Regions from separate parts of the Homo sapiens genome. Here region 1 is linked to region 2. Evidence: chromatin loops called from intact Hi-C (ENCODE). Cell type or tissue: mammary epithelial cell. All regions are shown on one strand. Each heading gives the region's core, and the rest is flanking DNA. Links, peaks and the distances in the headings are about the cores only.

The links. Hi-C counts contacts between places; a loop is a spot of excess contacts. Peaks named below come from ENCODE experiments on the same cell type or tissue, not always from the same donor. Only the 100,000 strongest peaks of a DNase experiment are listed, where the experiment ranks them.
Region 1: it touches region 2 in a loop (5-fold over the local background); 2 of 110 quality-filtered maps call a loop at or near these places.

What each region holds. Positions count from the first base shown.
Region 1 is chr15:93,489,688-93,505,952 of GRCh38, reverse strand. It overlaps LOC124900612 (a long non-coding RNA gene), which reads right to left and starts at 9,792. Exons shown (of 4, transcript XR_001751670.2): 1 at 9,622-9,792; 2 at 7,196-7,432. In mammary epithelial cell, for the core only: no CTCF peak of the experiment used is centred there; a DNase peak (open chromatin) is centred at 8,492.
Region 2 is chr15:93,560,442-93,576,706 of GRCh38, reverse strand. LOC107983974 (a long non-coding RNA gene) reads right to left here. Exons shown (of 6, transcript XR_001751681.2): 3 at 7,187-7,269. Among named protein-coding and RNA genes, the nearest start is that of LINC02207, 290 kb to the left of the region's middle. In mammary epithelial cell, for the core only: a CTCF peak has its summit at 9,681; a DNase peak (open chromatin) is centred at 9,726; H3K27ac peaks cover 1,979 bases.

The sequences.
Region 1 (16,265 bases), core at 3,874-11,873, 70 kb after region 2:
TGACATGCTCTAACACCCTCTTTGGGGTGTTGCGGTTCCTGGCATCTCCAAGCTTTTGGGCGCAATTGCATTCCCCTTGACCAGACGCTGGGGCCCACAGCAGAAGCCGCTTGTGGTACACATGCTCCAGCTGCAGGTTCACACAGGGCTGGAGCCGGCGCTTGTGCCGGCGCCTGGAGTGGCCCACCCTGCTGCAGCCAGCACGCATGGCTACACACAGTGGCCAGACTCCATGCTCGCTCACTCACACACCCCTTGCTGCTCCGCACCTGGCTCGCCCTTGGCAGGCGTGGGATCTGGGCAGTAGCATGAGCCCAGCTCAGCCTGCCGGGCCAAGTGGGCAGAACAAGCCCAGTGGACGCAAGTAAAACCCAGGCGGAGGCGCTGCTGGCCACAGAGGCTTCCAGCTGGTGAAGCAACACCCCAAAGATCTTGTGACAAAACAATACTTATTTGTAAATGCTAATGACAGACTTTTAAAAATGCTTAAATTCCAGGTTGGCCTACCCTGGGAATAGCAAATAAAACACATGTGCAGGTAGCCTCCAGCTGTAGACCACCATTTGATGGTCTCTGATATGGAGAAAGACTGTTGCTCTCATAAAAATCTCCTGTTTATTACTCAGTCATGACATGTACCATGCCACACGGTCACTGTCTTTTTTCCTGTCTTCTCTACTAGACTCTCAGCCCCCTATTGAAAGGGATACATCTGCAGCTGACACAATGGCCGGCACGTACCAGATGCAACAGAATTCTCCACAAAATGATTTAAATTCAGTTAATACTTACTGAGAACTTACTATTTCCCAGGCACCGAGGTGAACCAAACAAACAATGGAACTCATAGTCTATGAATTAATCTTTCATCTTAAAGACTTTTTTATACCCTCAGTGAGACTTTAAAATCTCTAAGTTCTTTTCAAGGCCACATCTATCAGCAGTAGAGGATCAGATGCTGGAATTTCTGTTCCACAGAACTGGGCCATCTACCAAGAAATACATTAAAAATCACCCTTGGCCGGGCGCGGTGGCTCACGCCTGTAATCTCAGCACTTTGGGAGGCTGAGGTGGGTGGATCACCTGAGGTCGGGAGTTCGAGACCAGCCTGACCACCATGGAGAAACCCCATCTCTACTAAAAATACAAAAAATTAGCCGGGCCTAGTGGTGCATGCCTGTAATCTCAGCTACCCGGGAGGCTGAGGCAAGAGAATCGCTTGAACCCGGGAGGTGGAGGTTGCAGTGAGCCAAGATGGCACCATTGCACTCCAACCTGGACAACGAGAGTGAAACTCCGTCCCAAAAAAAAAAAAAAAACAAAAAAATCACCCTTGACAGTGGCTCACGCCTGTAATCCCAGCACTTTGGGAGGCTGAGGCGGGTGGATCACCTGAGGTCGGGAGTTCGAGACCAGCCTGACCACCATGGAGAAACCCCATCTCTACTAAAAATACAAAAAATTAGCTGGGCCTAGTGGTGCATGCCTGTAATCTCAGCTACCCGGGAGGCTGAGGCAAGAGAATCGCTTGAACCCAGGAGGTGGAGGTTGCAGTGAGCCAAGATGGCACCATTGCACTGCAACCTGGACAACAAGAGCGAAACTCCGTCTCAAAAAAAAAAAAAAAAAAAAAAATCACTCTTGACAGTGGCTCATGCCTGTAATCCCAGCACTTTGGGAGGCTGAGGTGGGCAGATCACCTGAGATCAGGAGTTCAAGACCAGCCTGGCCAACATGGTGAAACCCCGTCTCTACTAAAACTACAAAAAAATTAGCCAGGCGTGATGGCGGGCACCTGTAATCCCAGCTACTTGGGAGGATGAGGCAGAAGAATCGCTTGAACCCAGGAGACAGAGGTTGCAGTAAGCTGAGATCATGCCACTGCACTCCAGCCTGGGCAAGAAGAGCAAAAACACCGTCTCAAAAAAAAAAAAAAAAAAAGTCACCCTTGAATTTTGATGGGAATATCCCAGGATTCTTTGAGTTTCTTATTCACGTAATACATCCCTGGTATACAGATGACACGGTAACACAGCACTGGAGTCCGTATTTGGTCTCCTGGCCCTTGTTTTAAAGTCAAAATCTTCTGGATAGGCCCCATTTGGCATGATGTTAACCCCCAGCACATCTGAGATTGTCAAAGCATCTTCTGCCCTGCTCCATCAAATTGGGCACAAATCCTTGTCTATAAGCTTTTCTTCAAACATTAATTGAAGGCCTAATATGTATCAGTCATTATGGGAGCTTTTGGGGGCTACAAGTCTGGATAAACAGGTCTCTCCCCTCAAGTTACTCTCAGATCTAGAGAAGATTATTTTACCTTTATACCAACAGACTTGCTTTTTTGGTCCACAAACCCATTTTGCAAGAGGATCAGTTCTATCTCTTCATCCACCTCAGTCCTTTTTCCAAGATGTGGTCCCACTGACTCCCAGCTTGCCATAATGTGGCAAGTTTGGGCCAACTCAGGGTGGCCTGTGCCCATGAGTTTGCACTGACCTGTTCTGCCTTAGAATATGGTGCCACATTTACCCTCATGGGTGTGCCGATGAAGACTTCACTACTTTTATTCCAGACAATGCCTGCCTCACACCCTCATCCTTTATTGCACCTATAAGCAACCACACCCACACCAGAATTGCTCTTAACACAAGATTTTTCAGACTTTTCTAGATGATGTTCCCAGAGTAATCACACTCATACTTTTCTTGTTTCTTTTTTTGAGGCAGGGTCTCACTCTGTCATCCCAGGCTGGAGTTCAAGGGCACAATCATGGATCACTACAACCTCAACCTCCAGGCTCAAGCCATCCTCCCAACTCAGCTTCCTAAGCAGCTGGGACTACAGGTGTGCACCACCATGCCTGGCTAATTTTTATATCTTTTGAAGAGACAAGGTTTTGTCATCTTGCCTAGGCTGGTCGTGAACTCCTCGGATCAAGTGATCCATCCAGCTCAGCCTCTCAAAGTGCTGGGACTACAGGTATGAGCCACTGCGCCCGGCCCACACTGGTACTTTTCAAATCAACTGCTACTTCCAAATTAACGACCACTCTGTATTAGTAACAGTAACATTAGATGCCATCTATTGACTATTTGTTGTCTTCAACACCCTGTATTAAACTCATGGCATATGGCATCCAAAGTAGTCCTTACACATACACATCCAGTGTCTAAAGTAATCCTTACGATAACCTGGAAAGACATCCTTTCAAGGAATCTGGGTTACGACATAAATATGTTTGTATTGCACACTGTTTATAGAGGACACAAACTTTTAATTCTCACCTATATTGCAGGCCCCCTGACCTTGAGATATGGGCCTCTTACATGTCACACACAAGTCATGGGAACTAGGAGGACTAGCTCTGGGTCTCCCTGCCTAACCTTCGCAAACATACTATATTCAACGGTAGCCACAGCTGCATGTTGGCCGGCAGGCCTCTCACTAGGTGGTCCCCCCAGAATTCAAATAGGAGGAAGGGCACAGGTGGTAGGGCATCAGTGCCCTCTTTTCCTTCAATCCTTTACCTTTTACTTCTTTCCTCAATCTATCTGCCCCACCTTCCTCCAGGTAAGAGTCCCTGGGTCCCTCTGAGTGACCTCATAAGCATTTTCACCCAAGTTGTTCTCTCTGATTCTTGCCTCCACTGGCTGGCCTCCTCCTTCCCATGGTGGAAGGGCTCCTACCATTTCCTATATAATAGGACAGTCCCTTTAAACTTATATTTTCTCCTCTCAATACTGTGTCTTGGCTCTTGGTATGCTAAGAAGTATGAGTGGAATTAAGATAAACATTTTCTCTTTCAACACACCCTAGCTTCCAATGTAGACTCAACAAAATCTACTGGAAACCCAAAAGTGAGTGCTGATCTTCCTGATCTAAGCATCTCTGATGAAATTAATGTCTTGGGTAAATGAGTTGCCCTTTAGACAACGTAATTTATGGAGAACAAAAATACATTAGTATAATACACTTTTAAAATATTATCCCAGGGTCACGAACACTCATAGTACAAAGAGGTTAAAGCTACATTCATTCCTTTCTGCCTCAAAAAAATATCAAAAGTAAGCAGTCTTCAGAAAGAATAAAATGCAATTCATCACCATCTATCGGCACCTTCCTGGATGCCAAGGGGAAGACGGAGGAGGTAGATATGCATCCACTACCACTCTGCCTTCCCTTCTACTCCCACCCCAACTCACTTCATTTTCCCATTATCTCCATTTAACCTGCTGTTATTTCTATTATTATACTCCAAAAATCGTCTAATTCACTCCTTTCTCCAGGTGACGCCTTTATCTTTTTGCCTCAACATCATTATTCTTACATCAGGCCAAGAGTCCGTATTTTTAAGTTAAGAATGATTGACAAAGCCTGTGGTTGTTTCTTTATTACTAATGACATACTTGTTAATTGATATTTAACCATTTCTGGGCAGTGTGGATGAATCAAATTTTTGAATAATGGGTATCTGGAAATGTATCTATACTTTCTAGTATTCACTGTGTTTAAAATAGGCATTTTCAGTGTTTTCACACTAAAGTATCCTTTATAGAATGTTACATTAAGGTATAACGTGAGGAACCTCTCTGTTTTCCAGATGGTGACATTAAACCTCTTGCCCAAGGTGACTCAGCTAGTAAGCGGCACAGCCATGATTTAATCTGTCTTACTCTACCTATAATCTGTGTCCCTAAGTGCTAACATAGACTGCCTCCCTATAAATAGGACCCTGGTTTATGCCTACAGTGCTATTCTTTGGGACAGCAGGGCAGTTTGCTTCACCCCCAGAGTACTGATACAACAATACAACCTATGACTACCTGCAGAATGTCCTGTGCCTTTCTTAGTCGTTAGTCTCTCAACACACCCTCCACCATAAAGCCAATTAGAAATAACAATCTGGCAGAATTCTGCAAATCCCAATCTCTAGACCATGTATCAGCAAACAAAAAGTGACCTGTTGCAAGGATGTCCTAAGCAAGTAAAGAGTCTCGAGAGGGCCGGGCACGGTGGCTCACACCTGTAATCCCAGCACTTTGGGAGGCCGGGGCGGGTGGATCACAAGATCAGGAGTTCGAGATCAGCCTGGCCGATATGATGAAACCCTGTCTCTACTAAAAATACAAAAATTAGTTGGGCGTGGTGGTGCATGCCTGTAGTCTCAGCTACTCAGAAGGCTGAGGCAGAAGAATCACTTAAACCCGGGAGGCAGAGGTTGCAGTGAGCCAAGATCACGCCACTGCACTCCAGCCTGGGCGACAGAGTGAGACTCTGTCTCAGAAAAAAAAATAAAAAATAAAAAAAGAGTCTTCAGAACAGAGCCTCATCTGGCATCACCTTTAGCCCAAAACTCTCAGCAGCACGACCCCGGAACCCATCTCTGCCAAATTCATTGTGTTCAATGGTGAGTCTTTGAGTTATGCATTTGATGTGTTGACTCATTTTATTTTCCCATTGTCTACACTTAACCTGCTGTTATTTCTATTATTATACTCCAAAAATTGTCTAAATCCTTTCTTAGAATGAGGGGGTAGATAAACATTAACCAGATCAGCCTAGAGTGCTCATAAAAAACTCTAGTAAGTGCAAACGTAGTGTTAGAGTTAGGAACCAGCAACCCCATTGTGTAATATTCCTTCCTGGTAGTTGAGTGCCATTGACCCACCTGATAAAGCCCAGACCCTTCCTGAGCTGGATGCAGGGCAGAGCTCGTGGGGACAATGTCAGAGGCTGCAGAAGATTCTTAGAGATGGTGGGAAGAAACTTCCAGGAGACTTACACTGACCACCCCATGGCTGAATCTGTCCTCCTGCCTATTGACATATTAATGCAGACAGCTTCCTTCAGGGGCAAGGGCTATCAAGACTCTTACATGTTTCTCAGTGTCTGCAAATGGGCTCATTTCTAGTCCCTAGGAAGCAGCATGGAACATTGGAAAGATAAAAGATTTCAAACTAAATCACAGTATCAAGTCTTACTGGTCATGTGATCTTGGAAAGTTACTTAAAGTCTCAGACCTTGTGTTACCCCATCTATAAATTGAGTTAGTACTACCTTCTTGCAGGATGTCACAAAGAGCAAATGTAAATGAACCTGGTTCTGTGTAGAGATTGGTTGATAGTAGATAGAGCGTGTCCATCACCCTGTCGCTGCCCTTTCCTTGCAACCTGGCCCCAACTCTGCCTTGTAGGCTGTGTACTGAAATACTTATTACTAATTCCGGTCCTTCACACTGCCTAGGTTGCATGTCTACTCAATTGTCATTTATAAAAAGACTAACATTAGAACAAATGTGTGTGTGTGTGTGTGTGTGTGTGTGTGTGTGTGTGTGTCTTTTTTACTACATTGTGCCAGTTGACTGACTAGGTTAAATTCTTTATGCATTAAGAGAGGATGAGGGCAAGGGCAATTATGTGGTTTGGTGTTCATTGAACACAAGCCAGACCTTGAGCCAGAACCTCCAGCTTCTGTTGAAGGACCTACTACATGCTGATACTCTTAATACACTCCCTCGTTTTATATACACAGCATCCCTGGAAAACTGATTGTATAGACTGAAGCACAGAGAATTTAAATATTTCTTGCATCAAGAAAATAGCAGTTAGCCTGTGTGCTTTCCAAGACAATGTTCTTCATTTTAAAATACTATGTGCTACATGAAATGTCTTAATTTAAAATAGTATAGCAGGTCTCAAATGCATTCTGTTATACTAACCCACGCATAAGGAGGAGCTATTAGGCCAATAAAATCAGAATCATCCTGCATTTAAGGAATTCACAAAGTACATTCCTTTCAGAATAAATGTTGAGAAAATATGTTGGCACTGTCAAACATAAAAATGTGAAGACGGGGGAAAAAGTGAAAACAGTAAGAATTGCTGCTGGGCACTATTTCTTGAGAGATTCTGAAATGTAAATTTCACAGCAAATTTGGTGTTTGTAGAATTTGTTGTTCGGTTTTCTTCTTGCTGTGTGTGCTAAAGTTAATTTCATATCCCCAAAATGTCCCAGATCAGTGTATAAAAATGGTTCTCAAAACTTGATTTTGTAGAAACATATGTGTTAATAAACTTATGTAAATCCTGTTAAGGAGGATGTGAGGGCAATTGTGTTAAAATACACCTTCCTCTGGTGGCTGGAATGTAAAAGAATGCCAACTTGGTCATCAAATGATGAAAGATTCATTCACCCTTTCATGTTCTCCTGTGTGGTGTGTCTGGGCAGTGAGTCTGGTGAGGGCCTGAAGAACAAGTAGGTAGGCTGTCATCAGAATCTGGGGGTCAGGCAACTGTTGGAGCCTGAGATTCAAGCTGTGGGTGGTGGGCCAGAAAGACAAAGAGGCAGGATGAGGCCAAGACCCATACTGGGAGGTCACAGGAGACGCCAAAGCCACACAGGGTGGGTCAGAAGACAGCAGCCAATGTCCCTGGAGACAAAGCACAGGAGAAAATCACTATGTGTACCAGCAAATCTTCAGGTAGACCACTCTCAACCACAGCAGTGCTTACCCCAGCATACGAAGGTACTACCCCAAACATGACATTCTGAAAGTTACATTGTTCTAGGCATACTGGGCACACACTGTGAATACAATGACTTCAGTATCATCCTCTGGTCCGCACTGCCCAAGACAATGGCAATCCCGTCTACCCTTTACATCACTTTTCCATTTATTCTATTTATCACATTCTATTACATTTACCTGCCAAGTGTCTCCAGAACCCCTTCTCTCTCCTTCTTTCTTTCTGCCATGGTCCTTGTCACATCCTGCCCTTATGAGCAGACTTCCTACTGCTGTTCTCATTTACACTCCCCTGGGATCCCCACCTTTAATCATATTATTTCTTTGCTTAGAGACTCAGAACATACGCTCTACAGCCCTTTGCTGTTGAGGTTCATTCTGGTGCTGATACGGATGGATGCTGTGTGCCTGGCACTGCCACAGGGACAGAGGATACTTCTTCCCTCAGAGAGCTCACCATGTTTTGAAGGATGAAATCCAGATTCATCTCCTCCCATTCAACCCTGTTCACATGATAATCCTACCACAGCATGTTCATCCATGCTCTTTAATACCTGCTGGCCTCTCTATTATTCCTCTGCTTGTCAAACTCTTACTCATCCTTCAATACCTAACTCCCTAATTACCTTGTGCATAAAATTTTTCTCAGTTCCCTAAACAGAATTTGCTCCATGCATATTTCCAGACCCCTTCTCTCTATAGAGCATTAATTGGAAACCCCATTAATTATGAATATTTCCTTAAAAATTGTTCTCTACTACCAGACTGCATCAGTTTCTCAAGTGCAAGAATCATATTCTGCCCACATTCGCATTGCCAAAAAACAAGCAGAGTGCTAAAATGCATCAGGCATATAAAACATGGCTTTGAAAATTAGTTTGCTAATTAATGCAAGAATGCAGACAAGGTTGGGGAAATCAGACTGAAATTGACACAAAATAACCACACCCACATCCGTATTTCACTTAGTGTACTGAATATTACAGATGGAATGCAAGGGAAAACACCCACAATGTTTGTGGGGGAAGAGGTGGGTGGGGAGTCTTAGGAATGCAGCAACCATATTTCTAAATGACTTGAGAGGAATTTTTACATAAATTATTTTCTCCAAAAATATTCAAATCATATTTCTAATTCTTATCAGCAAGGTCATCTATCTATTCCTGCCTCCTTAATCTCTTCATTGACCTGGTGTTGAATTGATTTTTATTAGATCATTTTCCCTTATCTAATTAAAGCCATATTTCAGGAGGTGGGAAGTGGGTCCAGCTCTCCCTCATCTCCTGCACCATCCTGTGAGCATCCCCCAGCAGCAAGAGCTTGGACACCAGAGGCGGAGAGAAAAGTCAATAACAGACAGCAAGGAAAGAAGCCGAGGCATCGATCATCTCATCAGACTTAGGAGTTGAGACAAAGCCACAGAATTCAACATCACATTAACTCTGCTTGCACTGGAAGGGAGGAACATTTTCAAATAGATTCAGGTTGCAAACGTGGGCTACGTTTTAAGGCAATTTAACCTAACCCAGGATTTCTTAACCTTAGCATACGTGACATTTTGGACTGGATAATTCTCTGTCCTGTGCATCGTGGGACGCTTAGCAGCATCTGTGACCTAACCTACTAGATGCCAGTTGCAACCCCAGTTGTGACAACTAAAAATTTCTCCAGGCATTTTCAAATGACCCCGGGCGGGGGCACAAAACTGACCCCTAGTTGAGAACCCCTGATCTAACCCACCACGAACAAAGAAAAATGCCTCCAACTCCATAAAGAAAGCCGCCTTTTCAAACGCTTTAATAATAAAATGTAGAATCGTGTCGCATTTATATTTGGATAAAAGATGTTGTACATATTACCCTAGAGATAACCCCTAAACTCCTCCAAAAGAACATGGAGCAGAACCTGACATAACCTCAGTCAACTGAGGTCTATTTTCAGAGAGCAGCTGAGGCAGTTTGCCATGCCAGGAGGCTTTTCCTTCTTTGATATTTCTGGAGGGCATGCTGCTGCCTGCTCTGCAGCCAAATCAGAAGCAAATAACATGATTTCTGTTTTAAACATGAAGCAAAATTCAAAGGAATGTTGTTTACCTGAAAAAGCAGGCTGCAAGAATCCCTGATTTACAAACAGGAGCCCTCACACACCACGTGAATGACTCAGCACTGCCCCCCTCTTCAATCCACTGTGCCTGAAATCAGTGAAAATCAGACAAAAGGCCCAATGAACATTAATTCAACAGAAAAAAAAAATTATCTTTTAAAAACATAATCTTTTTATAAATTCTCCAGGCCTTAATTTCCTCACCTCTAAAATCAGGTCATAAGACCTGTTTCATAGATTTATATAGAGACTAAATGAGACATTGCACAAGACAAGGCATCGGTTGGCACTTGATATGCATTTCAATAACTGCTTAAGGCTGGACACGGTGGCTCACACCTGTCATCCCAGCACTTTGAGAGGCTGAGGCAGGCGGATCACCTGAGGTCAGGAGTTTGAGAACAGCCTGGCCAACATGGCAAAACCCCGTCTCTACTAAAAATACCAAAAACATTAGCCAAGTGTGGTGGCACGTGCCTGTAGTCCCAGCTACTTGGGAGGCTGGGGCACCAGAATCACTTGAACCTGGGAGGCGGAGGTTGCAGTGAGCAGAGATTGCACCACTGCACTCCAGCCTGGGCAACAGAGCGAGACTCCGTCTCGATTAAAAAAAAAAAAAAAAACCCTCAAATAAGCAATTTTAATTTTTTTAAATCAGTTTTTCTGGTATCAGGTAACAGCTAAAATTAGAATCTGTTTTCTTCTTTTTGTAGGGATGGAGTCTCACTATGTTGACCAGGCTAGCCTTGAACTCCTAGGCTCAAGCAATCCTTCTGCCTTGGCCTCCAAAAGTGCTGGGATTACAGGTATGAGCCACAACACTGTGCCTTAGAATTGGTTTTCAACCTCCTCTTGCCTACCTGAACAATCCAAAGCATAGAGAAAATAAAAGTTGGACACGAATCACTTACTAATGTATGTGCTTTTGTGCCTCAAGAAAATACAAAAGGTATTGAACAAATGTTTTGTGTAAAATAATCTTCTAACCCTAACTTCTTAAAATTTAACAAGCATTGGTCTCTAAGCTGGTGACTGGCCTGACATTTCATCTCCTAAAATCATTTAGCTTATAAGATGTGTTACTTTAAAGAATGGCAATTTTATATTGTATTTGTTTATTAATATACTGTTCTCAAACCTATAGCAAAGGGTCTGTTTGTTACAAGGTTTGTGGAATAGAAAATAAGAACCAAGACAATTTGATATGGGAATCAATGGGATCTTTTTTTTTTTTCTCATTTTAGAACAATAATAAAATACCTAATTTTCTATTACAAAAGATTTGTATGCTTATTAGCATATTTGTAAAACATAGGCAGCATCAATTAAAAAATTGAAACAATCTTCAGGCCTAGATTATATGGTATATGATATTATTTTAGAGTACCTAATTCAAAGAATGGCACTTTTTAAAACTATTTATTTATTTATTTTGAGATGGAGTTTTAAACTATGTATTTATTTATTTATTTATTTACTTATTTTGAGACGGAGTCTCACTCTGTCACCCAGGCTGGAGTGCAGTGGTGCAATCTGGGCTCACTGTAATCTCTGCCTCCCAGGTTCAAGCGATTCTCCTGCCTCAGCCTCCCGAATAGCTGGGATTACAGGCACCTGCCACCATGTCCAGCTAATTTTTGTATTTTTAGTAGAGACGGGGTTTCATCATGTTGGCCACGCTGGTCTCGAACTCCTGACCTCAAGTCATCTGCCCATCTTGGCCTCCCAAAATGCTGGTATTAGAGGCATGAGCCACCATGCACGGCCTCAAAAAATGGCAGTTTTAAACATTCAAAATCACATTTCCTTTCAACAAATATTGACCCTCATCAAATGTATGGAAATAAATCAAAACTAGGTCTAGAAGAGCCGATTTTTAATGCACAGGCATCAAATAAAAATAATCATGCTAAATAGCTAGATGGGGGAGGTGGGAGCAGGGTTGAGGCTGAAACACGCACCAAGCCAAGTCTTAGACGTAGACCTTTTGGTGTTTTATAGTGTGTTATATTGTGATCTTACCCCTCATGGCTATTTTTATTATTCCATCTTCCAGATGAAGAAACTGAAGTTGAAAGATAGTAAGTAACTCGCACAAGCTTACACCCCTTAGTGGAGCTGGGACTGGAGCCTAGGCACTCGGACTCCAGAGCCCATGAGGAGTGATGCCTCAGTAGACGTCGACAGTGAGTACAAAGAGACCTGCGAGTTTCTCTGCCACTAAGTTAGCGCTGAGGCAGTGACTGAGACCAGGCCTATGAAAACATACGACCACCTAAGGATCATGCTGATTTCAGTGCCCACCAAGTTAGTCTCAAGCTGAAACCATCCAATTTTCCCATAGAACTAATATTTATGATTTTTGAATAAACATAGAAATTCACCCTCCCTTGTCTTAAAACTTGAAACTTACATTTGTCTCACCTGAGTTCCTTCCTCAAGAAACTGACCCTCAGGCAAGGGAATGAAACTCATCAGATCATCACATCCAGACAATGAGATGCCAGTTTCCTCATCTATCATGATTGCTTTCTTACCAGTCCCTAATTCCTATTTTCCTGCCTTCCCTGCTATATAAATCCCCCAATTTTCATAAGCTGGGGAGACAGATTTGAGAATTTATCTCCCCTTCTCCTTAACTATAGCACCTGATTACAGGTGACTAAAGCCTTCTTCCCTGGCAATACTCATTTGTCTCAGTGATTGGCATTCTGTGCGGCAAACAGCAGGGCCTAGGCAGAACCTCTGGAGTATCAGTAACAAATCCGGCCCCAGGTAATGAAAACACAAATCATGCAACCTGAGTTTCTCATAGACAAGCCTATCTTCCCCATAGATAAGTCACCAAACAGGAAAATCAAATGGACTCCTCTTTCTAAAAGATTCTTCTCAGTTGGAGATTTCTAAGTAGGTCATTCTCTTGGATTGACTCCACAAAGTGTACAGACCCTTTATTATTCTATGCAGGATGTTGCATGCATCAGGGCTCAGAACTTTTTGGCAATGAAAAATTTGTTCTAAACCAAAAGAGTACGTGGGTCACGAGCCTCTTAAGAACGTTTTAATGCCAAGATCCAATGGAATCTAATTTTAAGATAACAATTTCCATGGTCAACCCTAAAATAGTATCAATAACCAATAAAATATTAACTTATCAACATGTCACATGCACGGATGCTCAAATCCAAAAGACAAATGTGTCTCAAATTTTAAGTTTCAACCCAGACTTTTGTCAAAGCACCCATTAGACAAACAGCAGGCACCATTGATAGGCACCAGAAATTCAAACATAAATCAAGGTAAAGTTCCTGTCTTCACCGCTTATTAAGGAATGATATGCAAATGAGTATCAATAGTAAAATAACCCAGAATGATAAACGTTATTGTAAAATATGTGCAACATTATAAGGGATCAGAGAGGGGTAGATTGATTAATTATTCATGTCGAGGAAGCATGAAGAATTACAGAAATGAAATGGCATTTGAGCAGACTCTTGACAGATGGGAAGGAGCTTGCCATACAAATGAGTAATAGTACAGTGATGTCGGAGTTGGGGTAAACAGTTCTACCTTCCTTGAAAAGAAATATATGGAAAGGAGAGTCCAGACGCGGGACTTGGCACATGGGCTGAGGCAAGGATGCAGTGAACCAATTCAAACATTTTGGGAAATACCCCAACAATAATAATGAGAGGTATCAGAGGAGCTCCATGCCAGGAATAAGAATGAACCTATCTGGGCCAGGCGCGGTGGTTCGCGCCTGTAATCCCAGCACTTTGGGAGGCTGAGGTGGGCGGGCCGCCTGAGGTCAGGAGTTCGCGACCAGCCTGACCAACATGGAGAAACCCCATCTCTACTAAAAATACAAAATTAGCCAGGAGTGGTGGTACATGCCTGTAATCCCAGCTACTCGGGAGGCTGAGGCAGGAGAATCGCTTGAACCCGGGAGGCGGAGGTTGCGGTGAGCTGAGATCGCGCCATTGCACTCCAGCTTGGGCAACAAGAGCGAAACTGTCTCAACAAAAAAAAAAAAAAAAAAGAATGAACCTATCTGAGTTAGAATGAACACAATGAAGGCAGGGTACTCAATTAGAGACAGAAGAATAGGGACAGAAAGACCAACTAGAATGCAATGTTACCATATTTCAGGAGGGAGGTAAGTCTCAGGGCACAACAGATAAACAAGTAGGGGGTGCTGGAAGTTGCTGAAAGAGAGAGATCAGGGAGATAAGGGGACACCCCACAAGAGAAACTGGATGCTCCCTGGCCCTTTGAAAATTGCCAAAAATAGCTCCATATTTCACAAGTATACCACGGGCCTATACACATCTTGCATAAAATAGGGACACATAATATTAATGTCAATAGAAGACTTAGATGTCACCGCATTAGACAAGGGCCCTAATCCTCAGGAGCATCAGTGCTCTGCCAGACACTGCACTGGATATTTTGCACAAGAAATGTACTCCAGGAGCTTACTGGTATTCTTGCCCACTGGCAAGGCTGGCCATCCACCTCTCGCATGGGTTGGCCCTAGGGATCCATCAAGAACAGCCTCATTTTACTGTTTCTCTCACCCAGCAGCAAAAGGAATCACTCTTTTTGTGGCAGCAGCCCTACAAATCAATTCACTTAAAACTGGCTCTGCTAGAACAAAACACAAGCCAAGGGTTCCGGGTCTCTTTTCCTCCCGATGATTTGCACAGATCAAAAACTGCTCCAAGATTTCTAAAGAGAAGAGCTCGGGCTCCCCCCGCCCAGCACCATTCTGGGCTGGAATGAGACGAGACCACCCTGGGGGACAACTGAGATGCTCCTGAAATGTCAGAGGCAGCACTGCAAGCCTCTGATCCTCCACCACCTTCTGCGCTATGGATATTGATTTCAGACACTGTTACAGAGCATAACTGAAAGTCTGGACCTTTACAGCTTGTCATTTGGGCCAGCCTTTCACAAGGGACTTTGCACCAGCAGCCTGGTGTCCGGTACCTTTGAAAGCAGAGCCAACCCTTCCGAGGCTTGTTTCTTCACTCCATGAGGTTTGATCAATGACACAGCCAGACATTTTCATTATTTTGACAAGCATACATAGAGCACTCAGACCAGGAGACAATGGAAGGCCTCCAGCCATTGGTGTGCACGAGAATTAAGAAGAATAAAAATGTCAGCATGCTCTGATGTCTTCATCTTGACACTTTTGAGGGAGCTGTTATCCTTTTGAGACAGTCTGCATTTATTGTGTTACACATTGCCATAGACTTTGGAGTGGGAAAGAGAAGATGAGCAAGGGAAGTCCATGACTTAAAGAAACTTGCAATCCAGTTTCTTTAGAAACTTGATTGAAAAAGAGATGTGGCTATAAATGCTACAGGAAAGCAAATCAAAGTGGGTGGGGCTGCATTGGTGCTGGGATAAGTGAAATTTTTAGTCGTGTCCCACCTGCCTTATTAAAAGGAGAGAACATTAGGATCAGAGAAGAGGCTGCCCATTTGATGCTGAAATGCCAATATCAAAAAAAGAGCCTTCAATCTTGAACTCATGATCAGATAGCTCACCTAGCTGGATATCCTCCCCACATTTTAAATCCAAATAGCATGGTTAGATTGATCCCAGTGTCTCAAGTTTTAGAACCCTATGTTTTGAGTAAACGATATGGATTTTTTGCAAACCACATTTTTGTGAAAAGAAGCAGAATGGGAGAATAAAGAAACCTACACATAGGAAAGCATGCCCTGAGCAGTGAGACTGCCTGATATTGAAAATGACCTTGAGGTTTCTCTCTTCAACCTCAGAGGACCACAGGAAGAAACAGCAAAACTAATGGTGGAAATAAAGTAAGATAGGTATTTAAAATGTCTACAATGCTATCTATTTTTAATGATCTCGGATGCTAGAAACCAAGGAAGGGAAGTCAGCCTTAAAAAGAACCTGTGAACCTTTGCCTGGTATCATATTTCACAAAGTTTTTAAACTTCCCTGTATCAACTTTCATGATATTATAAGGATATTAGCAGCCCCAGTGCTTGGGATTAGACAGAGATGAGGAGAAGGAATGCACAGGGGAAAGCATATAATCAAAGATCACTAAACGTAAGCTAAATTAATAAATAAATGGAGACAAAAGTCAAACTACATTTTTGCAAAAGAATCTTCACTATTTGCTTATACATCCTTTCATCCAGTCAACAAAACTGAGCTGGGTGTTTGGGATTCCAGAAGCTTCTCACCTGGTAAGGACATACTAGGAATCTCTATTGATTTAAATTGTGGGTAAATCATCTCACCTTTTTTGAAAAATTAAAAATGTGATAGTCGTCCTACTTCTATTTCTCTCTCATTCATTCAGACAGTCATTTACTTATCTTACAAAGATTTAAGCATTTAATCTATACCAGGCATTTTACTAGGCTTAGAGGATACCAAAATTAATAGAATACAGCATCTACCCTTTAAAAGAGCCAGTCAAGAATTTCCAGTAATGCCAGTTAAAGGTGATTGATATGGCTTGGCTGTGTCCCCACCCAAATCACAACTTGAATTGTATCTCCCAGAATTGCCACATATTATGGGAGGGACCTAAGGGGAGGTAACTGAATCAAGGGGGCCGGTCTTTCCCATGCTATTCTCATGGTAG
Region 2 (16,265 bases), core at 4,838-12,837:
TACTCAATATAAAAAAGCAGAAGACATGCCAGAAGAAGAACATACACAATCTGAAAAGATAAAGCAAGCATTAGAATAAAACATATGACACAGGTGTTGGAATTATCAGACAGCACATTTAAAATAACTATGATTAATATGTTAAGAGTGCTAATGGTAAAAGTAGCCTAAGCAAAAGCTTTAAGAAAAAATCAAAATGAAATGCTAGAAATAAAAAAACACAATAACAAAAATGAAGAATACTAATATACACTAATTATAGGCTCATTAGTATACTTAGCACAACTGAGGAAAGAATAGATAAACTTGTTGACAGGTCAATAGAAACCTCTTGAACCAAAATAAAAATAAAAGACTGAAAATTTAAAAATAGAACAGAACATCCAAGAACTGTGGGACAATTTCAAAAGATGTAACATACACATAATTAGAATGCCAGAAGGTAAAGAAAGTAAGAGCAAAGGAGAAAAAATATTTGATGTAATATTGGCCAACAATTTGCCAAAGTTAATAACAGGTATTACTTAGGTAATGTTGAAAGAAAAAAAAAATCAACTCAGAATTCAGACCTAACAACTAGGAACATTAACCTTCAAAAGTGAAGGAAAAATAAATAATTTCTCAGGCAAACAAAAACTAAGGGAATTCATTAAGGGAAGAACTTCCCTGCCAAAAATTTAATAAATATAAAAAGAAGTTTTTCAGTGATAAGGAAAATAATATAGGGCAGAAACTTAGATCAACATAAAGAGTATCTGTATGAAATATATGAAGGCAAAGTAAATCTTTATTTTCCTATTCTCAAATAAGCTAAAAGATAACTGTTTAAAGCAAACATATTAACAGTTTTAAAAGAAGTATAATTGCTATCCTAAGAGAGGAGATAAAATAGAAACATAAAAAATACTCAGTAAGACTAGAAAGGACAGAAAAAGTCAGAATAAAATAAATAAATGACAAATGTAATAAATAAAAGTTCCAAAGATGGTAGATGTCAATGTAACTGTAGCTATAATCACTTTAAATGTGAATGGACTAAATATACCAATTAAAATACAAAGATTGTCAGGGTAAATATTTTTTTAAAGACCCAACTCTATATTGTCTACAAGAAACTCACTTTAAGTACAAAGCCTCTAATAGGCTAAAGTAAAAGAATGGAGAAACATATACCATGCTAACACTAATCAAGAGAAAGCTTGGCAGATTATTAATTTTAGACAAAGCAAACTTCAAGGTAAAGAAGATTATCAAGCATAAAAAAAGGCATAACTTAGTAATAAAAGAGTTGGTTCTTTAAGACATAATTTTAAATGTATAAGCACCTATCAAAAGAGTATCCAAATACATGAGACAAAAACTGATAGAACTGCAATGAGAAATAGACAAATCCACTACACTTTCAGTAATGCATAGATCAAGAAGGGAGAAAGTCAGTAAGGGCACAAATGGTTTGAACAGCATTATCAATCAATTGAAACTAATAAACATTTATAGGGTACTCCAGCAACAGCAGAATACACATTCTTCTCAGGTTCATAAGAACATTCACCAAGATAAACCACATTCTAGCCCGTAAAACACAATGAATTTTTTAAAATATAAATTATATGAAGAATGCTCTCAGAACACAATAAAAATCAATAACAGAATGATAGCTAAAACATTCCCAACAGTTTGGATTAAACAACACTTCTAATAAGCTATGGGTCAAAGAAGAACTCTCGAGAAATTTAACAATATTTTGAACTAAATGAAAATGAAAATTTATGGAATGCAGTGAAAGCTGTGCTTACAGGAAAATGGATGGCATTCAATGCATATACTAGAAAAGAAGAAATTCAGTAACCTAAGCTCCTCCCTTAGTAAACTAGAGGACGAAGAGCCCATTATACCTAAAGTAAACAGGAAAAAAGGAAATAATGAAAACTATAGCAGAAATCAATAAAATTATAAACAAGAAAATAATAGAGAAAGCAATAAAATCAAAGACTCATTCTTTAAAAAGATTAATAGCATTGAAAAACCATTTGCCAGACTAACCAAGAAAAAAAGGGGAAGTCACAAATTATCAATATCAGAAATGAGGGAGCAGTCATCACTACCAATCCCATGGATATTCGAGGAATAAGAAAGAAATGCTACCAATAACTCAATGCACACGTATTTGATAACTTAAATGAAATGAACCAACCCTTTGAAAGATACAAACTACCAAGTTACAAAAGGAGAAAGAGCTAACTTATATAGTTCTACATCTATTATGAAATTGAATCAACAATTTAAAACATTTCTAAAAACAAGGAATCTGGCCCAACTTGTTTTACTGGTGAATTCTACCAAATATTTAAAGAAGAAATAATACCAATCTCTTTCAGTAAACAGAAACAGTGTTAAATTGCTGTAACTTATAATAAAATATTTCCTTAAGTAAAATGTATTTAACACCGTATAAGAGTTGTCAAATAAGCATTAGCATACAAATTTAAGATAACAGAAACTTGTTCAGATTCAAGTTGAGTGCAGATCTCTACTTCTCAGAGACAAGTTGGGGAGTCTTTGCATGGTTTCCTGGATGGCCTATCTCGCTTTCACTGCAGCTGTATGCAAGAAAAGGATCACGAGAGAGGTGAGTGGTGCACTGGAGCAAAAAGTCAGGTTCTCCATTTAATGCATTTATCAGCAAGGCAAGATAAATAAACTCCTCAGTTGTCTACAAAAGGGAGCTAAGAGAGTTAGGGAAGAAATCTGAAGAATTTTAATAATTATCTACTGGGAAATTATGAAATGTTCTTACTTTATGATAAAGATTTATACTGAGTCTGAGAGACTATCCTCAAATTTGGGAATTAAGCAAATTTTAGGAAGAATTGATCAGTGATAGTTTCATTAGTGAGAAAACCTAATAGTTTCTTCTTATTATTATTTTTACTATTACTACTCTAAAAACATATATAAATGTGGTATTGTTTAATGTTTCTGTGCCGGATATTTAATGAAATAATATGATTCATTTTTAAAAGAGAGTACTACTTGAATTATGAAAAAAGGAATAACTAACATTGAATGAGGAGGTCTAATAAGTACTGGATGTGAAGTTTGGCATAAAAATATGACCTCACCAAAGAAACTCAATTATATGTTGGCAGCATACTATAATTGTGAGCAAAATGCTAAAAAGAAAATTTATAACTCCTAAAGTGAGATAATCACATCAAAGATTTTAAAATATTGACAATGCTTTTATGACATTCCCTCATTCATTAGCCTAGAGTTCAGTGAAGTTTTACATTTTTGAAATAGCATCGAATCTCTTAAATATTGTTTTGTTTGTTTTCATGAAAAGAATATAGGAATATTGGCCAGGCACGGTGGTTCACACCTGTAATCCCAGCATTTTGGGAGACCAAGGCAGGTGGATCACCTGAGGTCAGGAATTGGAGACCAGCCTGGCCAACATGGAGAAACCTCACCTCTGCTAAAAATACAAAAATTAGTTGGGCATGATGGCACACACCTGTAATCCCAACTACTCGGGAGGAAGAGGCCCAAGAATCGCTTGAACCCAGGAGGTGGATGTTGCAGTGAGCTGAGATTGCGCCACTGCACTCCAGCCTGGGTGACAGAGCGAGACTTTGTCTCAAAAAAAAAAAAGAAGAATATAGGGAATATTGTACCAGATATTATTAAGAGACTTCCAGACGTTTCATTGCTTAATACTTTCTTTCTTCAAGTAACAGACAATGAGTATAAATAAAGAAATGATATAAAATGTTATATATCATAATTACCTGGGGATATTTTTCTACATGTTCTTGCTCCTTTCTCCACTCCACAAAGAAAGAAAGAGAGGGAGGGAGGGAGGGAGGAAGGGAGGAAAGTAGTTCCTCTGGGTATTTCTGAAAATCCCTCAAGCACTATCATTATCAAAAAGAAAACACTGGGATGGGAGCATGTCAAAATATTAAGTAACCCAAGGAACACAGGGCAAAGCCAGACAAGCAGCCAGTAGGCAAGGACCACCCAGAGCCAGAGGAGAAACAGGGTGGCATTGGAGGGCCAGGAAAGGGCTGGAGAGGGGCAGCAGACACACCAGTTGAGACATAAAGGGAACCTGGAAACACAGGCAACACCTGCCTCAGACAAGGAGCTCCCTATTCTTCTTCTCCTGCATAAACCAATGACTCTGACCTCCCTGAGCACAACTAGTAGTTGAATTAACAGGAGCTAGTAGTTGAATTCATAGGAGCTAGTAGTTGAATTAACAGGAGCTATGTGCTATGACAAAGAGAACATGGTTAACTTTTGGAAGGGGTCCGAACCCAACTGAGTGGGAGGTGGGTGTCAATGCTGTCATTATGAGGCACACAGACAAACCGAGGGCATCAGATGCAAATGCGCGGGTTTACGAAGGAGCTTAAAATTCCAACGTGCAAAGACTAGATGCACTAACTGGACATCAATCAAGGAAAGCAGAAGTCTCGGAGTTTCTGAAATCTGTGCTATGGGAGAATACTCAGAAGATTCTTCTCCATGACTCCAGATGGCAGGGGCAATATTTATGAAGGACCAGGAGGCAGGTTTGGCCTTAACATAGAGACAGCCCTTCTAACAGGTAAAGATGGAACTGCATAAATTAAACCGCAAGATGTTCAGAGAGTACACGGCTACTTGGTGGGAATGTCGAAGAAGGAATCGAAGCATAAGATTTAGATACCAAGGCATTCCTTGCCCTTACCGGGATACCCTGACTTTATATCAGACGCAGAATACCACAGTGAGTGAAAATCAGCCTGTTCAAATCCTGGTTCCACCACTCAGCCCAGGAGATCCGGGCTAACTACTTTCAGCTTCAGTTTCTTCATCTGTTTAAAGGAACTAGGGACAGTACTTATCTCACAGGGTTGTGAGCTTCTTTAAATAAGATGATAAATATCACCTGCTTACCTTGAGCCTAGCACTGTCAGAACCTAATAATGTTTGCTACGACCATCATTTAGAAATGAATGAGGGCAATGTGCAGCAATTCAGTTTGTCTGCACCATGCAGATACAGGCAATGCTGGGAAGATTCAACCGATGTTCCATGAGTTTCTCCCATGTGTGGACGTGGTGCAGTTAGAGAGAAAGAAAATCCCCAACTCCAGTACCATATGGTAGGCGCTCCAGAAGTGAGAAAAACACATCAGTCAGTAATCGATTTTAAGGAATGATTGCCAAGTTTATCCCTGTAAACAATAACTACAGTTGCTCGGTGTCTGTAGGGGATTGATTTCAGGACCCTCTGCAGATACAAAAACCCACACATACTCAAGCTTCAGAGCTGGCTCCACAGAACCCACGTATCACAAAAAGTCAGCCCTTCATATCCGCAGGTTGTGCACTGAGGGAATACTACTATATAATCTGCTGTTGGTTGCCGATGCAAAACTCCCAGATACAAAGGGCCGGCTCCATTGATTGAAAAACATCTGTTTATAAATGGCCTGTGCAGTTCAAACACATTGTTCAAGGGTCTACTTTATTTGCAAGAGGAGCTGAAATAGAAAAGTTCCATTTTAAAAATAAGCGTACAGAAGTATAATCTTGACAGAAAATTTGTGACACCCTTACAAAGAGAAGTCATACATCAGATCTATAGATAAGGAGAGACAGGCAGAGAAGGATGGACCTGCCCCAGATATTACAGCATGTCAGGAATGGAGGGCACATGAAAACTTGTAACCAGAGGCAGTGGGGTATGGTGGGGAAAACTGCATGACTTGGACCTGCACAAATGTATTTTGGACTCACTTCTGCCACTAAGTATCATTATTTCTCAAGGAAATTGCCAGGAAACTCCAGGCTATCTCAATTAATCTCTTGGAGTCTTCGTTCCATCCACTACGACATAAAATGGTACCGCTGGATGGCCTCCAGGGTCTCTTCTGGCTCTGTGCCCGTAAAACCATAAACCACAACAAATCACCGTTAAGTTTCCAATTCTACAGGAATCCAACATTTTGAGGAACAACCTATACAACTCCAGCAAAGAAGCACGTTTCTTTTTGTCTCTGGCATACATGGTTGGCATCAACCCGGAAACATCATGAGCAAAAATGCATGCAAAATTAAATCATTCTAACATGGGAAAAAAGATTATAGAAATACCCTAAAAGGAGAAAAAAAGGGGCAGTCAGCTGCTTCTGGATGCTGGGTAAAGAGGTTTAAACACATCCCCTGAATCCTTGTCAATTGCCTATAATTACAGAATAATTTTTGCATTATTTATGCCTTCCCTTTTCAAATGCATAATCAATTCCGTAATTTTGGCTGAATGAGCAGTCAAAATCCAATTCAAATTTAATTATTATAAATAAAGATGCCAGAAAGAGGGGCTATTTAAAAAAAAAACACTAATATAGTATCACCCTATGCTTAGCTTCCTTTATCATTGTTGACACTTCAAGTATAACTGTTGGGGGAAGCATGCTGTGTCATGATAGCTCTCTGGTCCCTTTAATAACTGGGATCACACCAATAATGAGGGCCAGTGAACCCTGAAATAAGCCTCACCAAAGCAGGAAGATGGTCAGTGATTCGATTCTTCTGGAAACTTTAGGAGATATATCTCTGATATGAATTAGAAGTGCCTTTACTGTTTGGGCGCTGGCTGGCGCTGCCTTCAGAGTGATGTGACTTGTATTTGAGCCCTTATTTTAACATTTACCGCCCTGTTAATGCAAAAGCCAGTTAACCTCTCTGCACCTAGAATAATTAAACTGCAAAATCAGAATAATAATTCAGGCTTCATAAAGTTGTCATGAATACTAAATGAGGATTTACACCAAAATGCTTGGATAAATCAGCTTGTAAAATTAAAATGCTGCTATGATTTTGCCTAAATTAATTTTAGTATTTTGCATTCCTAATAGTCTGCAAAGAAGCCCAATGCCCTGACTTCATTTCAAATTTCAGTTCAGAGGCTTATTTTATTGTTGATTCCAAAGATTGCTGTGAACATCTTATTTGAACTTTCTAGAAATGAGTTCTGTTGGTTTCACTTGAGTTTCAACTCTACCTATGTGATATTGGGAAGGTCATTTAAGATTCTTAATTTATTCAAATGAAAATGTGAGAGTTGGAGCAGGTAATCTGCAAGGTTCTTTCCAGCATTAATTCTTATATCATGTAATCCCATAAATTACCTGGGTCATGAGATGTCATTTCTCCATTTGCTTTCTTCCTTGTTGCTACCATCCATCGACTGAACGAGGTCTCTCCATTTGTTCTGAAAGTAAGGGAGTCAAAATCTTAGTTACAATGCAAATGTACAATATTAGGTTGGCAGGATTGTTCAGAAGAGGGCATCTGTTGAAAAAGATGGAGGAAGTGTAACAAAATATGTTAATAGAAATAAAATGTAGGCAAATGTACAGATCACAAGAGACAGACAAAGCTGCAGACATAAGGAACAATTGGCATAATTTCAACTCCTGGTGGCGGAAGGGGCACCTAGCACACAATGGGGTTTTGATCAAGTAGCCTGAAGATTTCCCAGTGGCCCAGACACTCCTACCCTCACCTTTTGATGGTAATATTATAAAAGGTGTGAATTGCATGAAAATGCAAGAATCAGCACTGTAGAGACATTTGTCACATGGCTCGTCTACCTCGGAGGAGTCCGGAAATTATGCCACGCAAAGAATGAGCTCATGACGGAAAGAATCTATGTTTTGTATAAAATTATTGAATCGAGATTGCACATGACCAAGAGCAGACCTGCTCTTTCTTCCTCTGGTTCCATGGCCACAGGTGTATAAAGAATCCCTTATCTGCCCCTATCTGTGTGCTCATGTTCCTGCTGTCTTGTTACCAGTGACTTCACTGCCTGGAGGTGCCCTGGGCTGAGAAAGTGAAAAGGCAGAATCTGGTGGCAATCCAGGGTGGCCACTGCATAGATGTCCTCTCTGCCCTTGCTGTCACCCATGGCAGTAGACACTTAGTATGCCGAAATGTCACATTATTTTTTAAAAAGTGAACTCAATTAGCCCTGGATCCCCAGTTTTTCTGAGGACAAAATCAAAACCAAAATGAAACCCTCCTTACTCAAGACTTTAAAGTATTAGCCCTTTCCAGTTCAAACAAGCTCATTCTTCATAATTAGTTCTCATTACTAAGTCAAATTCAAGTTTAAAATGTGGTCTGTTACAGATTCTTCCAGTCCCCTTTTCTCAGTCCGGTCTGCTGGTACAGAAAATATATTGTATTTTTCTTGAGAGGCCTCAATAATCTTGCCTCACTCATTAAACCCTGCCTTGGTTAGCATTAGTGATGGTCATTCCTTTAACCCGGTCCCCAGCTTAAACCCTGTATTAGTCTGTTTTCACACTGCTGTTAAGATACTACCCAAAACTGGGTCATTTATAAAGGAAAGAGGTTTAATTGACTCACAGTTCCACATGGCTTGGGAGGCCTGAGGAAACTTTACAATCATAGTTAAGGCGAAGGGGAAGCAAGGACTTTCTTCACATGATGGCAGGAGAGAGAAGTGACAGCAAATTGGGGAAAGCCCCTTATAAAACCATCAAATCTCATGAGAACTCACCATCGCAAGGACAGCAGAGGGGAAGCCACCTCCTTGATCCAATCACCTCTCTCTCTCGACATGTGGGGATTACAATTCAAGATGAGATTTGGGTGAGGACACAGAGCCAAACCATATCAGAGCCTTTACATCAATAAATGAAAAATAAATTTGATAATATTTCAAATATTATTGATATTATTCACCACGATGCTTATCAATCTTTGTTTGAATAAAGCCATATTTTATTATGAATACTCAAGAAATTAAGATTAGAAAATAAAAAAAAGTAGAATGGGAAACGGAAGTGAGCAGGCAACTTCTGCCATTTCCATCTGCACACCTTGATTTATTGCATCCTGATTTATTAATGGCATTTTTCTTGGTTCAAATTTTTCACACTAATGAATAACCATATATATCTATTCTTAAATATGCAAGTATTTCTATAACTATTAGAAGTAGAATTGCTGGATCAAAGGGGCAAGTGCATGTAAACTTTAAATAGATGATGGCTTTTTTTCCATCCAAATAAGTTATACTAAAAAGCAGATTTCCCAGGGACAATCACAGCTACTTAAGCTCCCGAGATTGAACCAGCAGGAGAGCAGCAGGAAAATAGATATTTTGAAAAAGTTCTTGAGATATTTGTGTTGGGTTTTCATGAAGGTCAGAAAGCCCTTTCGCTCCCAGGTGGCCTGGTGAGACTGGCATCTCATCTGCAGAAGGAGTGCATTTGTAGGCCCAACTTTTATCTTCTGGGTCTGCATGTACACGTTGCACCTGGCCCTCCATTCAGAACAGCATGCTGAGGCTCTCCCGTTGACACAACTATTGAAGGTAGAAACTTTCTAAGCCAGGCCTTTCAGACTTGGCTCCTTTAAATAAGGAACTGAGCAGAATGGGCTGTGACCAGTGATGTCATCCAAGGCAAATGATTCTTTGATACACACAGATAAATGTCTCCTTAGAAACATGCCCCTTGGAAAAGCAAAAACCAGCCTCCAGTTGAGGCATGTGCACAGTCAGCATGAGTTACAGGAACAGGGACAGTAAATTCATTTCTTTACTTACCACCTACTGAGTCAGGCTTACAGAGAGCCCTGGATTAACAAGCACTGTATGGCCAACAGAGGGCTTTTATGCTGCAAGATAAACATGTGCTTTCTCAGGTTATAGCATGTTCAGGATATCCTCCCAGTTCAGGGAACTCACTCAGCAAGGATTTGCCACTTCCTGTTGACTCAGGGGACCACTCCAACATACTTAGACTGATGACGACCTCATTGCACCCAGAGGAAGACAGGATCACGTGTAAGGGTGAAACAGGGCTGGGAATGACCACACCCTGTACAACGGCAATAGTGTTTTCTCTGGTTGAGAGCAAAGACATCAGAGCCAATAAGGGAGGCTACAAATTTCCACCTCTTGAATTCAACCCAATCCAGCCAGTGGAGCAAGCTGGTGTGTGTGTTGGGGGACGGAGGGGCGGGGAGGGGTGGTGGTGTATGTTGAGAATAAAAAAAATGCAAAAATAGTCCCAGTGATGACTTTGACTCTCCTTTAATCCCATACCCAGGTACTTACTTCCTTGGATTTCCTCCATCCACACATCTACTAACCTAGTTCAGTCTGCCCTGCCCAATATGGAAGCCACTAGTAACATGAGGCTATGTAAATTTAAATGGATTAAAATTAAGTAGAATTTAAAATTGTATTCTTCAGTCATACTGACCATATTTTGAATACTCAACAGCCACTTGTCGCCCATGGCTATGATAATGGACAGCACAAATACAGAACATGCCCATCGCTGCAGAAGTTTCTGTCGGGCAATACTGATTTCCTGAGACCTTATGTATTTTGGTCTCTATGGTAGGCTCTGTCTTCTAGAAGCATGCAGCCCAGTAGAGAGACAGACATTAACCAAGAACTCTCTCAAATAAATCAGCAATAACAGTTTGGGATAGTGCTACAAAGGAAGGTCTTGGAGAGAATACAGCATCGAGTATTTTTCTTGCCTACATGATCCCAGACAACTGCGTTGAGGAGTGAGGTTAGAGAGAAGGTCTGAAGAATCTGAAAGAATCGCTTCCCACTAGAATGTGTGTATCTGTGGCATGGTGCAGGATGGGATGGGGATAAAGGCATTCAACACGCAGACAGAAGAAGAAAGAGCAACAGAAAATAAGGGTCCAGAATGTCTCCGGGCTTTTCAGTCTCTGCTTTGTTTTCAACCTCAAACAGATTCTGCTGTCTGATTCATCCTGCCCCCTGATACATCCCCAGGCACCCAGTAGAAATAAGGTTTTACCCAAGATATTAGTAACTCAGACTGGGAAAAATAAGGACTTTTAATTCCTAAAATTTAAATGAAATTAAAACTGCCATCCTCTGCACATCTCTAGGAAAATGTCAGGCTCAATTTGCCAACTGCCATCCTAGCTAAGGAGGAAAGGAGAGGGCAGTGCACTTTTGCAGGCAGATCCAGGCAAACACAGAGAGAGAACCATGGAGTCTACAGTGACCTATGGTACACAGAGGAAGGAGAGGAAACATTAGGAAAAATCTGACTGCCCCTGGGCAGAGGAAAATAAGGACAGGAGAAAGGAAACCAAACGCAAGTGAAATTAATTAAACAGAATATTTGTAGCAGGGCTCTAAAATTAGGCCGAGATGGAAAAGTTTTCATCTGAACATCATTTGTGGAATTATCTTACGATTTACATGTTTCCTCCCTAAACAGATGTTTTGAGAAAAAAATTGTAAAGGAAAGCCAGCATTTATAACAAAATTTCCAAATAATATGCTAGTTTGCTTAACTGAAAGAATAAGTACAAGGGTAGAACTGAATGTTTAATTTTAATACACAAAAGGCTCAAGTTGGAAAACAGCTACTATTTAATGTTCCCTTCTAAAGTAGTCGAATGAAAATGAACTTTAAGCTTGCTGTTCTAATGAGAGAAACAAATGATTAAAAGAAGATTCTTAAAATAATCCCAAACTTTGTTTTAATCATTGGTTTAGGAGAAATTTGCACAAGGAATTGTTGAGTAAGAAAACAAAGAAGCAGATAAAGATGTGTGTCGTTTTTAAAGAGCAAACAATGAGAAAAACCTACAAAAGTCGGTAGAAAGACTGTAAAAGATGGGTACCCGTAAGATACAATAATTCTATTTTGGTAAACATCAAACAAACAGAAGCCATACATTGTGTATGTTTGTGTAACTGGCTTATCAGTTATTTCTCTTTTATTGCATTTCCCATATTGTATTGGAGTTATGTGTATATAGTTGGTTTTTTCTGTGAAATCAAGTTTCTGCCCTCATCTCTGTATTTCCACTACCCAGTGACAATCTGTGGCACACAGGAAACATGGACTGAATTGTTGTTGCATGAACAACACCAACTAGACCAAATGGCACAACTGGGGGAGAGCTACATGGGAAGGAACAGGAAAGCATAGGGCTTAGGATCAGAGAACAGTGACTAGGGCATGAGGGGAGGTGGCCACATGGTTGTAAAGGCTCTTTATGTGACTCAGATGCTACACCAAATACAGGACTGACTCCATAATCTGCAGATCTCAGCGCAAAACAGTGACTACAGAACGATAAACCAGGCATGGGGCCCTTCTAAGCCCACGGGTCCTATACAAGTGCTCATGTTACACGCCTTTGGAGCCAGCCCTGCAGACAGGCACTAAAGGGTCCCTGATAGACTTTAAACAGGAGCAAGCTGATGAGATTTAAGAAAGGGCTTTAAGAAAAATCACTGCAGGCTGGACACGGTGGCTCACGCCTGTCATCCTAGCACTTTGGGAGGCTAAGGCAGGAGGATTGCTTGAGCTCAGGAGTTCAAGACCAGCCTAGGCAACATGGCAAAATTTTGTCTCTCCTAAAAATAACAAGCCAGGTGTGGCGGCATGTGCCTATAGTTCCACTACGCAGGAGACTGAGATGGGAGGATCGCTTTTGTCCAGGAGTTAGAGGCCACAGTGAGCTGTGACGGTGCCACTGCACTCTAGCCTGGGTGACAGAGTGAGACCCTGTTTCAAAAAAATAATAATAATAAAAATAAATAAATAAAAATATCTACAGAGGCATTATAGATCATTGTTAGCAGGAGGCCTGGAAAAGCCTCTTAGAAGAAAATTGCACCAGCCATAATGATTAGAAGAGCCTGAACAAACCAGTCAGTAGCAATAGAGCTGGAAAGGTACAGACGGGTCCAAGAGAAAACTAAGGAATTAGGAATCATTATGCAAATTGCACTGTGATCGGGGATTTGGGAGGAAAGTTAAGGGCAGAGGAAAAGGAAGGACAGCAGAAAGAAAACCAGATGCAAGTGAAATGAATCACATAGAACACTTGTAACGTGGCTCTAAAAATGGACAGGAAAAAAACACTTGCAAGCTTCTTTCTCTGGCAACCAGGTAGATGAAGGTGCAATAGAGCCAGCCCACAGCTAGTATGCTCTTGAGAACAATAATAAAATGTGCAAAGCAGTAGCATGGATATTGCCATGAAAGAATAGAGATAACACGTTAACAAGCTTGAAGGAGACAAACCATTTCCTTCAAAGAACCTGGGAGAAAAACAGGAATTTTCGTATGGCAAAACTGGCACCTGTGCTGCCTCTCGAAATGCTATTGATTTTTGTAGAAAGCGTGGTGCAGGGAGGACAGGCCAGGAGTACAGTCAGGCATGCAGGGAGGAACAGGGCATGCAGAAGGAACGGCTGGTGTTCTGGATCAAAGCACTTCTGTGAGCCACGTGAGCCTTGTTTCCAGGTGATTAAAGTGGGGCGTAAGGAAGTGAAGTGAATTTTCCAAGTCACAAAGAGAACTAGAAAATAATATTGCCAGACTCCTTATCCAGGGTTTTCTCTAGCAGGCCACGTTTAAAATCTTCAGTTGTTTAGGCTGTGTTAATAACCGATTGAATTGTGAAACTGGCAAATTCAACAGCATAGGTGCCAAGCATTAAGACCACCAAGAATCTGAACAGTAAACAGTTGGAAATGAGCTGAGCTCCAGAGTTACTTTACTCAGGGTAACAACAGGTTTCTGCCAAAGACTTGCCTCCTGACTTTTTAGATCAAGGCGAATCACTGGGCCAAACGCATTGCACAAGTGCTCACAAATCCGTGGAAAGATTTTTCTCAAGTTATGCGTGAATGTTCAGTATTGTCATGAGAAAGTGCTTGTTGCAACATTTGCTTCTTTCTTATTGATGAGCAGCTGTGGATGACAGAAACATAAGACTCAGAAGTTTCTGTCCCTCAGTCTCTCCAGTCCATTCTGGTTTAAGATGATTACACAGCGATTTTACATAACAAGAGGCAGTCGAATGGGAGAGACAAATGGTTTTATTTCTCAAATCAGTTTCATTAAGGATTACTCAAAGCATCATCTCATCTGTCTTTGCACAGTTTTATGTTCCTTGGAGGCTGGAAGTGGGAAGTCATTTTTCATAAGGCTGATCTTTAACTAGTTAGCAATGGAACTGTTAACATGAGTACATCCTGTAAAACTGGACATCCATTATCTGGCCCTCCAGCCTTCGCTGCCCTGCATGTTTCCATTCATCATAGCAACCCCTTGGATAGCCCAGCTGTTGCTGCACCAGAGGCCTTCACAATGAAACCCCGACCCTGAGCAAGAAATGGTCAAGGCAACTACTTCCCAGGATCCTTCAAAAGGAGCCAAAGCCCCTATTCCTGGGAGGAGATACCTGTTACTAGGATGACCATGTACTGTATCATCCGAACACTTCTTACCATCTCCTGGAACTCTTTGGAGGGTACAAGCAAGTTTTATTAATAATTGCATCAAGTCAGCAGATATAAATTAAACCTAAAAGAGAAAAACTAAAATGTATGTTCACTCTACCTCTTATCAATGTAGTTTCAAAGATCAGCCTGCAAACCTTTCCTGCTGGGATAAGCACCTTGCATCATATATGCAACAAATGCTATGTGTGTGTGTGTGTGTGTGTGTGTGTGTATATATATATGCACATGTATATATGAGATAGGCAATATGTGTTCAATTTATGTTTATAAATATATGTTCACTGGAGGTAGAAATAAAATATATCAGCCAACTGACAACAGAATCTTTTTTTTTTTTTTTTGAGACAGGGTCTCACTTTGTTGGCCAGGCTGGGGTGCAGTGGTAAGATCACAGTTCAATGCAGCTTCAGCCTCCTAGACTCAAGGCATCCTCCCACATCAACCCCCCAAGTAACAGAATCTTATGTTGATAGTTTTTTCCTCCATAAGTTTGATTTAGTTGACTCTCAAAAGAGAGTTCTTTGACTGAAAGTCAAAGGCACTTAAGTTCCAGGAAGAAATTACCCTAGCAAGTAAATATGTTTTATGCTAGCTCATTCCATTTATCATATCTAAAATTAAATATTAATTGAATAAATAAATGAGATGATCAGTTAATTTCATTAAATACTCATCTGGTTGCCTCTGATGTTCTCCAAATGCTATGTTGAAAAACAGATTGGCAGTGATCGTAATTATAAGCACTTCAGTGTAGGAAAGGGGGAAGAAAATGACCATTTTAATACTTACTACATGCTAGGCAGCATTCAAGACTCTTTTTATATAAGCTCTCAATTTGAATCCTCAAAACAATCCTACTAGAGAGGTGTTGTCATCCTGATCTCACAATTGAGAAAACAAAAGTTCAAGTTAGTTAAGAAATTAAACAGAACAATTGTGTGATTGCAATTCCATGTTTGTAATGTCCATATCCTTGGCTGTTTGATTCCACAACCCTACCCTTTTCCTATTTTTTTTTTTTTTTTTTTTGACAGAGTCTCACTCTGTCACCCAGGCTGGAGTGCAGTAGCACAATCTCGGCTCACTGCAACCTCCGCCTCCCAGGTTCAAGGGATTCTCCTGCCTCAGCCTCCCAAGAAGCTGGGACTACATCTGCCCACCACCACACCCAGCTAATTTTTGTATTTTTAGTAGAGATGGGGTTTCACCATGTTGACTAGGCTGGTCTCAAACTCCTGACCTCAAGTGACCTGCCCACTTAGGCCTCCCAAAGTGCTGAGATTACAGGTGTGAGCTATCACACCCAGCCTCTTTTTCCTTTTCCATAATATTTACAACTATGTATTGATCACCAAAGTTTAAATTCTTTGCATTCCTAGAGAATTAAAAATATTACAAAATAAGTGTATTAATCTATTCTCATGCTATTAATAAAGGCATACCCAAGAATGGGTAATTTATAAAGGAAAGAGGTTTAATGGACTCACAGTTCCATGTGGCTGGGGAGCCCTCACAGTCATGGTAGAAGGAGAAGGAAGAGCGAAGGCATGTCTTACATGGTGGCAGGCAAGAGAGCGTGTCCATGGGAACTGCCCTTTATAAAGCCAGTGGATCTCATGAGACTTATTCTCTATCACAAGAATAGCACAGGAAAAACCTGCCCCCATGATTCAATTACCTCCCACTGGGTCCCTCCCACGACATGTGGGAATTATGGGAGCTACAATTCAAGATGAAATTTGGGTGGGGACACAGCCGAACCATATCAATAGGTAAGAGTATTAAGGTTATAGGAGGATAAAAATCAATTAAAATGCTCTATATAAAAATAAAACAAAAAAACTACTCATTATGTTAGGATCTTTTTTTTTCTTTTTTCTTTTTTTAGACAGGCTGGAGTGCGG